3 separate regions of the Homo sapiens genome follow, and all the other regions are linked to region 2. The links are chromatin contacts, found by Hi-C or POLR2A ChIA-PET in ENCODE. All regions are on one chromosome and are shown on one strand. Each heading gives the region's core, a stretch centred on a gene start or an enhancer-like site at or near the end of the contact. The rest is flanking DNA. Distances are from core to core; before and after follow the strand shown.

Region 1 (2,700 bases), core at 162-2,661, 250 kb after region 2:
ATGTTGGGACTGTAGGTGAAAGCAAAAACAACAACAGCACAGCTGACATTTCACATAAAATTGTGTGCCCAATGCTTGCATTTACATACTCAATTACTTTCCTAGAACATGCATGTTAAGACATATATCTACCATTTTACATATATATTGAGCCTGCACTATATGCCGGGGACTATGCTTGTCACTGGAGATATGGCAGATAACAAGACAAGCTTTGTGGTTAAGATTTAAAGGGATAAATAATTAAATCCCTTGTCCTCAGAGTGCTAAATTGTGTCACACAGAAACATAAGTATCAAGTATGAATAAAAACTGCTTTGTGACTGATGGATTAGAAACTACAGTGCGATTCAAAGTCCAAAATTGACTTCCTACTTCTCCATGGATGTATAGTGGAGACCCCGTGAATGCTTCTGCCCATGGTAAAGTGGTGGGGAAAACCTTTGTGGTCTGTAGGTTGGGGGAGAGTGATGAGAGATGGAGAGACAGAGACAGAGGGACAGGCAGACAGAAAGAGAAAGGGACAGAGACAGAAAGAGACAGAGGGAAAGAGGGAGACAGAAGAAGAGAGAAAGGCAGACACACACACACACACACACACACACACACACACACACACACACACAGAGTCTTGTTCAAAGTCTCTTCCCTTTTATCCTCCAGGGAGCAGGGATGGTGGGCATGGCCAACATGGGGGACTGTTAGCAATCCTGCTCCTGGTTAACACCTCATCAGAGATGTGGCTCTCTGTGGGATATTTTTGAGGAGAGGGCCTTCTGCTTGGTTCGCCTACAGGGCCACTGGCTAGCCGGCTCTGGGGCAAAGAGCGTGGGCCAGGGAGATTGAGAGTTGAAAGTGATTTTGCTATTTCAGGGTCTTTTGACTTCAGGTGTGTTACTTATCTTCACTGAACCTCAGTTTGCCTACCTGTAGGATGGGATGTTTCTACCTACCGTAGTGGGTTGGGAGGATTAAGAATGAACACACGCCAACCATGACATGTGTGATATGTAGCAGGTGTTCAGCGAATGTTGGCTTCCTCTTCTCCCCCTTCAAGGCTGGTTTTTCCATCCCCTTTCCATTCTTATTGTTTCCTTCTAATATTCCTTCCATTCTGAGAAAGAGTAAGCTCAAATTTCTTCAGAAGTTTTGCAAAGGTTTGGTGGAGGTAGGGGAAAGAGTAAGAGGTTCTTTTGGCACCAAGTTTATTGCACTTTGGAGTTTTCCATGACTTGTGAAGGGATGGGGTGAGAAGAGAGAATGGGACCATAGACTTGGAGGTATCAGTGTCAGGAAGTCACACAGAGGTTGGAAGGTGGAGGCAGGAGTGCCCAATGCCCTACACAGGTCGTTGTCATCCTGCAGACTCCAGGAGGGAGAAGCAGGTCAGGTGAGTTCTGTGCACACCAAACCACGGGACTACAGAGACTCCTTTGTATTAAAGAGAGTATTGCAGGTGGTTGCTTCCTGTCAGCCACCTCTGATGTGAAATGGCTGAGTTACTAGGAGAGACCTTGTGTACAGTCAGGCATACATTTCAATTACAGTTCAGCTACTTTTTAGCTGGATTTCTCTGAGCAAAAAATTTGACTTCTCTGAGCCTTTATTACCTCATAGCGTTTTTGAGAAAATCACATGGGAGAATTTCTAAAAATGTGCTCCATAAATAGCGCTATTTTGATTTTGGTGTCTACGCAACCCCAGCATCAGCTCTCCCTGTTGCTGTCCAGAGTTACCTTCCTCCACTTTAAGTTAATCCCACCTGCAGGGGACCTTGGCCATTTATATGGCTTTATACCATAAGTGTACTTTATAGTACACATTCATAGTATAGGGCTGGGGAGGTATTATTCAAGCTACCAAAATATAAGTAAGAAACAAGAGTCTCATTGCCCTTTCTGGGAAAAGGATGGGCAGCAAATACTTTCCAAGGTCTCCTCTGCCTCTCTCAGATAGGGCCTGGGCCACTGCTTCCTCTCTTGCTGGTTTCCTCCTGGAGCTCTGGTGGAAAAAAGGCTACCCTTCACTTTCCTGCCTCTTCCCTGAATTTTCCCAATAAACCAGTAACTTCAGAATCTCTCTCTCTCTCTCTCTCTCTCTCTCTCTCTCTCTCTCTCTCTCTCTATCCATTCATCTATCCATCTTCCTACCTATCAGGGTTTGGCAAACTCTTCTGAATAGCAGGAAGGAATTACAGTGTAGAAAGAAAAAAAAATCAGTCAAGTGTAACTGTTCTCATAGTTCCAGGGAAAAGAATAATAAATGAACTAACTCATTCACAGACAAAATGCACCAATCCTGGCTTTACCCCTGGTTTTGAGGATAGCCTTCCTATCCTCATTCCATCCACACTTCCCTCTTAAATCAATAAAAGGCAAAATCCTAAACTTCTGTTTGGAAATGTGGAAAGGAATATGCAGGGAAGCAACATGATCGTCCCTAAAGCCAGTCTGGAACCAAGTGACTGACAGAGGCCCACATAGGCACATGATGTGTGTAGAAATCAGTCTAGGTGTATGTCCAGGTGTGTTCAAAGACTGAATGGAGACCTCCTCTGCAACTGCTGATCTCTCTTGACTAAGGAAATTGGAAACCTAAACCTAAAACAAAACAAAAAACTCACACATAAACCTGTGTCATGAGTAACTTCACTGGACACCAGGAAAAAGTCTTTTAGGCTGGGAGAAGGCCCTGGTCCAT
Region 2 (2,700 bases), core at 85-2,584:
CTGAGGTTTGTTTTCATTAAGTGATACTGAGTTAGTTATAAAGCTATATGGGAGGAATTGACCCCAGCCAGTGCAAAGTGTCACCAGCTATTTACCAAAAAGAATCCACAAGATTTCAGTCCGTTTACATTAACTATTAAACGGAATGCCTTCTCCTCCCTATTCAAGTACTTGGAGCCTCAAGGAAGACAGTTACTACTCCAAGTTAAACAGGGCAAACAATAGTCAATGTGAGTATTCACAGTGCGGGGCGGGGTACTGTTCACAGTTTCATAGGGATTGTACGTGACTGTTACAACACCCACGCCCAGGAGACATTATTGTCATCATCCTTCCCATTTCACAGATGAAGACACTGAGACCAGTCCAGCTAAGCAACTGCCCCACGCTGCCATGGTGGGGAGGTGGCCAGCGGGGATGCCAACCCGGTAAGCCGGAGGCATGTGAGCCAGGAGGCACCTATGTCTCTTCAGGAATTGTTCTAATAAGTAATTCAAGTAATTTACAGGTTTAAGGGCACCAATGTTTTGGTTCCTATTAGTTAGGTGAACAATGTTTACTTCTTAAGAGAGCAGGGACAGCATTTCAACTACTCCATTCACACTCTTCACCCGAATACTCAGAAGGTGGGGAAGACCCTTACCCTGTGGCGTCTCGTAGGTCAGCGTGGCCATTTGCACCACCGGGGTGTCCTCGAAGGGCTGGTTGTACTGCGGAGGAGGAAGGGGCTTCCTGTCAGGTTCCAGGGCCACGAGGGGCCCCAGACCCGGGAGGAGGCGGCGCCAGCCCGTGAGAGGCCGTTAGTCTGGCCTGGGGCGCCCCAAACGCGGTCTCTGCAGCGGAGCCCCCAACTCCGCCTCTCTCGTCCCACTCAGGAGCACCCCCAGCCCCACCAAACCCTCCTCTCTGCACCCGAGCCCCAGGCCTGCTTCCCCACTCCCCGTTCCGGAGGCCCCAGTCTTTCCTCCCCGTCCCCGCACCGAAGCCTTCGGCGCTGCCTCCTTTTTCCCTCTCCGGAGCCCCCAGCTCCGCCTCCACCTTCTCTCCGCATCCAAGCCCCAGTCCCGCTTCCCCAACCCCCGCTCCGAGTCCTCAGAGCCCCTTCCCTTCCCGTCCTACGTCCCCTCCCAGCCTCACTCCGACACGCAGGCCTCCCCTCCCGGCGGACCGGCGGGGGCCGCACCTTCTCTATCAGCCGCTGCATGCGCCTCTGGAAGCGGCGGCGACTGGCCCTGAGCTTCTGCAGCAGCTGGTCGTCTTCCACGTCCTCGCCCTCCATGGCGCGCAGCGTACCCAGCATCGGACCCAGCCAGTACCCAAGCGCCAACCCGGACTGCAGGGCCTCGCGCGCCACAAACTCAAATAGGAGACTCCGCCCTCCCTGCCTTCCTCTCGGTTTTCTATTGGCTAGAGCGGAGAAGCCGGGCACTGATTGGGCCTTTCAAACAAATTTGCGTCCCACCTTCCGGCCAATCCACTCCCGAGTTTCCAGCCACGCCCCAATGTCCGGCGGAAGGGAGGGAGGGTCTCCGGCCGCCACGGCCGGTGGTAGTTGTACAAACAGCTGTGTGCTTATTCATCAGCGGTGCTGTGCGAGATCCGGTGGGATGCGTGTCATCTCCCGCGCTGTGCACCGGAGATAAGTGCGGCCTGGAGATTTCTGCGTGACTTGCTCTGGGTGTCGCCGCTGGGCGAGGTCCGCCTTCCTCACCCCTCCGCCTGGGATCCCGGCGCAGTTTCCAGGGCAGGGGCCTAAGAAAGACAACCCCAAATTACCAACCCAAAAGGAGGCAGGATAGCGAATATTCATCTAGAAGGAAAAAATAAGTCTCAACGAATGACACATTTAAAGATGCTGACAAATGCGATACACATCACAAAATCCAGGAAAATACTTCTATTAACCCAGCTTTTTCCCTATGTATTTCTGATTGCATATTCTGCTTCTTCATTGATATTAATCTTGTAATATTTTCTCCAGAGAGAAGAGCAAGATAAATCAGTCTTTAGTATGGTTGATGGAATTTATGATTGACATCTTAGGAAAGTTTCATTCAGCTTCATCACTTAACCACATTTGTGTGCTTGTGCTGATATGATTACCATAGTATGTGATTGAAAATAAAAGCATTACTGAGCACCAGGAGGTCCCTTAGAGGGGGCTCTTCACCTCCTTTCAGCCTGCACGGCAATTCTATCATGATGTCCTGCGGAAATTTAGGTGGGAGTGGGTGGAGGGTAAGAACTTCAGGGCTCATGTAGTGTGTGTGTCCACAAAACGTGTTGCGTTGTGCTGGACACAGAGATGTGCTGGCCTGATTCCCCTTAAGATGCCACAGCTGCTAGGAGGGCAGTTGGCAGGGGCCTTCAGTTGTCAGCCTATTCTGGGATGATTCAGTTGCAGAGAACTCCCTCACCCAAGGTCCTGCTGCCCCAGGGTGGCCCAGCACCAGTGACTGATCCAGGTGGGAACAGGAAGGCTGTATCATTTCAGTCTGATGGAAGAAAACCCTGGGCCACTTTATCTTCCGAGCTCTCAATTCCACGGAATTGGATGGGGTAACCTACCAATCCTGTTTCTTTCCTTCCCTTCCTCCCTATATAAACATCCTCTCTGAGTCTTCTCCAGTTGCAGGATCTACACATTTAACTTGTACCTTTTCCAATTTTCACAAACAGACCGAGGTGTCTTCCTCCTCC
Region 3 (2,700 bases), core at 157-2,656, 140 kb after region 2:
GCGTCTGTGGTCCTGGCCGCGCGTTATCTGGCTTAACTCAGGTCTCTTCCCCACGAGGCCAGAGCCACTGCATCACATCCTACTGTTGCCCCAGTCAGTGCTTAAGTGTGACAGCTTGCAACATCCCTGTCCTTGGGGAACCTCCTCGATTAGCTCCGGCTTAAACCAGAGGCCTTTTCCTGGCTAATACCTGTCTGGGGACACCAGAACAGCGAGAGACGCCGTGTTGTTATCCTTAGGTTAAATCCTTGGAACACTGTTTCTGATCATTTTTAAAGTTGTTCAGGGCTTACTCTGTGAGCAGATGGCCCCAGGATGTGACCCTTCCCTGGCACCACATCAAAATACTCATTTAAAAGCTTAACCATACACAATGGCAACCTTATTAACTGCAATGCAAATGTACCTTTGGGAATTCTGAAGGAGTATTGGAGTGCTCTCTAGATGGTATTCAACAGAGAAAGGAAATGGATGTGAACATCTGTGATTATTCTACATTAAAATTATCGATCACAGGGCCTGTGTGGCTTATCAGCGGCAGGAAGTGAATTTAAAGTCAGTAAATGACTCCAGGTCGACTTACCAGGAGCTAGGGCATTTATAAGCATTGTGCCCTGAAGATAAGTTCACCCCAGGCAGTTCTGAAAAGGACTCGTCAAACATGTCCTGCTGTAGAATAATTTCTAAAAATGTTTTTCAGATCTTAGGAGTAATATAAACATGCAGAAAAGTAGAAGGAAGAAAATAATGACCTGATACAAACTAAAGGTTTGAGTGCTGTGTGAACAGTCTAAGGGAGGTTATTGAATTGGGGTGAAAAGAATAGAAAGAAGAGCGCAGATAATTGTAATAGTAACAATAGCTAATATTTATTGAAGCTTTCCCATGCTGGGCACAGGTTCAAGTGCTTTACAGGGGTCGCCTCATTTAATTATTACTCATTTCTGTGTAGGTGTGTAGCCGGTGGGCTAGTTCAGGTTCTTGACTTTGGGACAGAAAATAATTTGAAAGTGAGTCAAAAGCAAAAGCAAGCAAGAGAGTTGACTGCAAAGCCAAAGTACACTCTAGCAGCCGGTCAGAACGGGCCACTCAAAGGCAAGACAGCTCTGTCTAATACTGGGGGATCTCCCTTTATGGGAAATTTGCATGATTATTCATGAAGGGGTGGTAAGGGGTGTTGCTATTAAGCATGTTAGGAGTGGTTTCTTAGGTCCACATGTGCAGTGGCTGTACATGCTAGTACATCCATCGCATGTCTTATAAGCATTTTAAATCTCCACCTGGGGGTGTGTTTTTTACTATTATAATGAGCACAGGTCAGCCCAAGGACACTAATCACGGGTTTCTGTGCTTGTACAAATGTGGGGATTTTTCTCTTCTGCTCCTGCCTTTTTGCTGTAGGGTGTTCTAACCACGAGCTCAGGATGCGGTCTGTGCACTGTTAGGTGGTTTGTTCTCTTCATCAATTTGACAAGTTTCTTGTTTCCTGTCAAGGGAGGCTCTGACCACCTCATCTAACCTGCCTCAGGTGCAGCCTTATTGCCATTTTACACGTAAGGAGTGGGAGGCAGAGAAAGGTTAAGTCCCTGATATTAAGGGAAGAGATGACATGGAAACATATGAATATAATATATATAATATAATGTAATACAAACAGCATGGAGAGGCTATTTGCAGAGGAGGGAGTTATTAATTGTGAGATTGTTGGCTGGGGGAGCCTAGGATCTGCAGCAGCAGCTAGGTGGAGGTGATGTTTGCTTGAAAGATCATGTACCCAGAGCCCCAAGTGTTGGTAGGAGAGGTAGAAGCAGGGGAGATAATGTTAGTCTAGGGAGGAATCAGCAGCCGGGGAGGGTGGAAATGTAGGCAGGGGCTAGGTTATGGAGAGTCTTTTATAGTATATTAAAGAATTTGGACTTTTTCCTGAAGTTGAAGAGAAATGTCATGGGTCTTCGTGCAAGTATATGGCACAGTCTTAGTTGGTTATTCTGTTAGCAATATACTAACCTGAATTATCAATTCCAAAATCAGTGTGATCCAATCGCTTGTCATCTCTTACTGCTGGCTGTTGTTGGCTTTGTACCTGCTTTTTTGATGTTGCAGAATGAGAGGGGAACCAGGATGTGTTACACAGTTTAACATACACACCAGCGCATCAGAGAGAGCGAAAAGTCACTGTCACCACGGGCCATGGGGCAGTACTGGCTAGATACTGCCTGTGTGCTGGGGAAGGAGCGACAAAGGAAAATCCATGAAATCTACGCAAAGTTTGGAGGAGGTGTCCATCTGATAGGGAATTAGCTGACAAGTTTCTTGTATTTCAGTGTATTTGAAAATTCTGCCATTGTTTTAGCATCTACTTTTTCCTTGTGAATTTTTTGCAGACTTTGCATTCTGTTCTGTGGATCTGTCTTTGTATTTTGGTTTTTACTACCAAATGGCTTTGATTACTGAAGTATTTTTTTCTTTTAGGCGTTCTAACATCTGTTGTACAAGTTTCCCTCATTATTCTTATTCAAAACTTTTCTGGCATTTCTTGTATATTTAATTGTACAGAGGAGCCTAAGGCTTATCTTGTGGATTCTTTCTTCTTTCTCCTTCCCCCAAAAATTCTTGTGAATATTATTATGATGATGTTAGGTTTGTAGAATCATTTAAGGGAATTTGGCATCTTACTATTGAGAAGAAATGCTATGATTT

The links. A loop is a pair of places that touch in the nucleus more often than their neighbours do. ChIA-PET counts read pairs that join two places held with the same protein, here RNA polymerase II (POLR2A). Pooled maps may share reads with other maps.
Region 1: a map of mammary epithelial cell shows a loop between it and region 2 (6-fold over the local background). The contact joins the enhancer-like site here to the promoter of HJURP in region 2. A Hi-C loop is called at or near these places in 3 of 168 maps with a recorded cell type or tissue (Calu3, mammary epithelial cell and naive thymus-derived CD4-positive, alpha-beta T cell) and 6 of 50 pooled maps.
Region 3: a loop to region 2 is called in a pooled map, with 4 times the contacts of the local background. The contact joins the enhancer-like site here to the promoter of HJURP in region 2. A Hi-C loop is called at or near these places in 5 of 50 pooled maps. POLR2A ChIA-PET finds 5 or more read pairs at or near these places in 5 of 52 experiments (CD8-positive, alpha-beta memory T cell, T-cell, activated CD4-positive, alpha-beta memory T cell and 2 more).

What each region holds. Positions count from the first base shown.
Region 1 is chr2:234,100,865-234,103,564 of GRCh38, forward strand. No RefSeq gene overlaps it. Among named protein-coding and RNA genes, the nearest start is that of SPP2, 52 kb to the left of the region's middle. Within about 2 kb of position 1,412, at least 2 of the 41 ENCODE cell types and tissues checked have a DNase peak (open chromatin) inside an H3K27ac peak, as active enhancers do.
Region 2 is chr2:233,853,201-233,855,900 of GRCh38, forward strand. It overlaps HJURP (Holliday junction recognition protein), which reads right to left and starts at 1,335. Exons shown (of 9, transcript NM_018410.5): 1 at 1,184-1,335; 2 at 644-710. The coding sequence starts at 1,300. RefSeq lists an enhancer at 1,217-2,209 and a silencer at 1,277-1,536.
Region 3 is chr2:233,989,290-233,991,989 of GRCh38, forward strand. The region is part of intron 21 of TRPM8 (transient receptor potential cation channel subfamily M member 8); the gene reads left to right. Among named protein-coding and RNA genes, the nearest start is that of SPP2, 60 kb to the right of the region's middle. RefSeq lists an enhancer at 1,238-1,287. Within about 2 kb of position 1,407, at least 4 of the 41 ENCODE cell types and tissues checked have a DNase peak (open chromatin) inside an H3K27ac peak, as active enhancers do.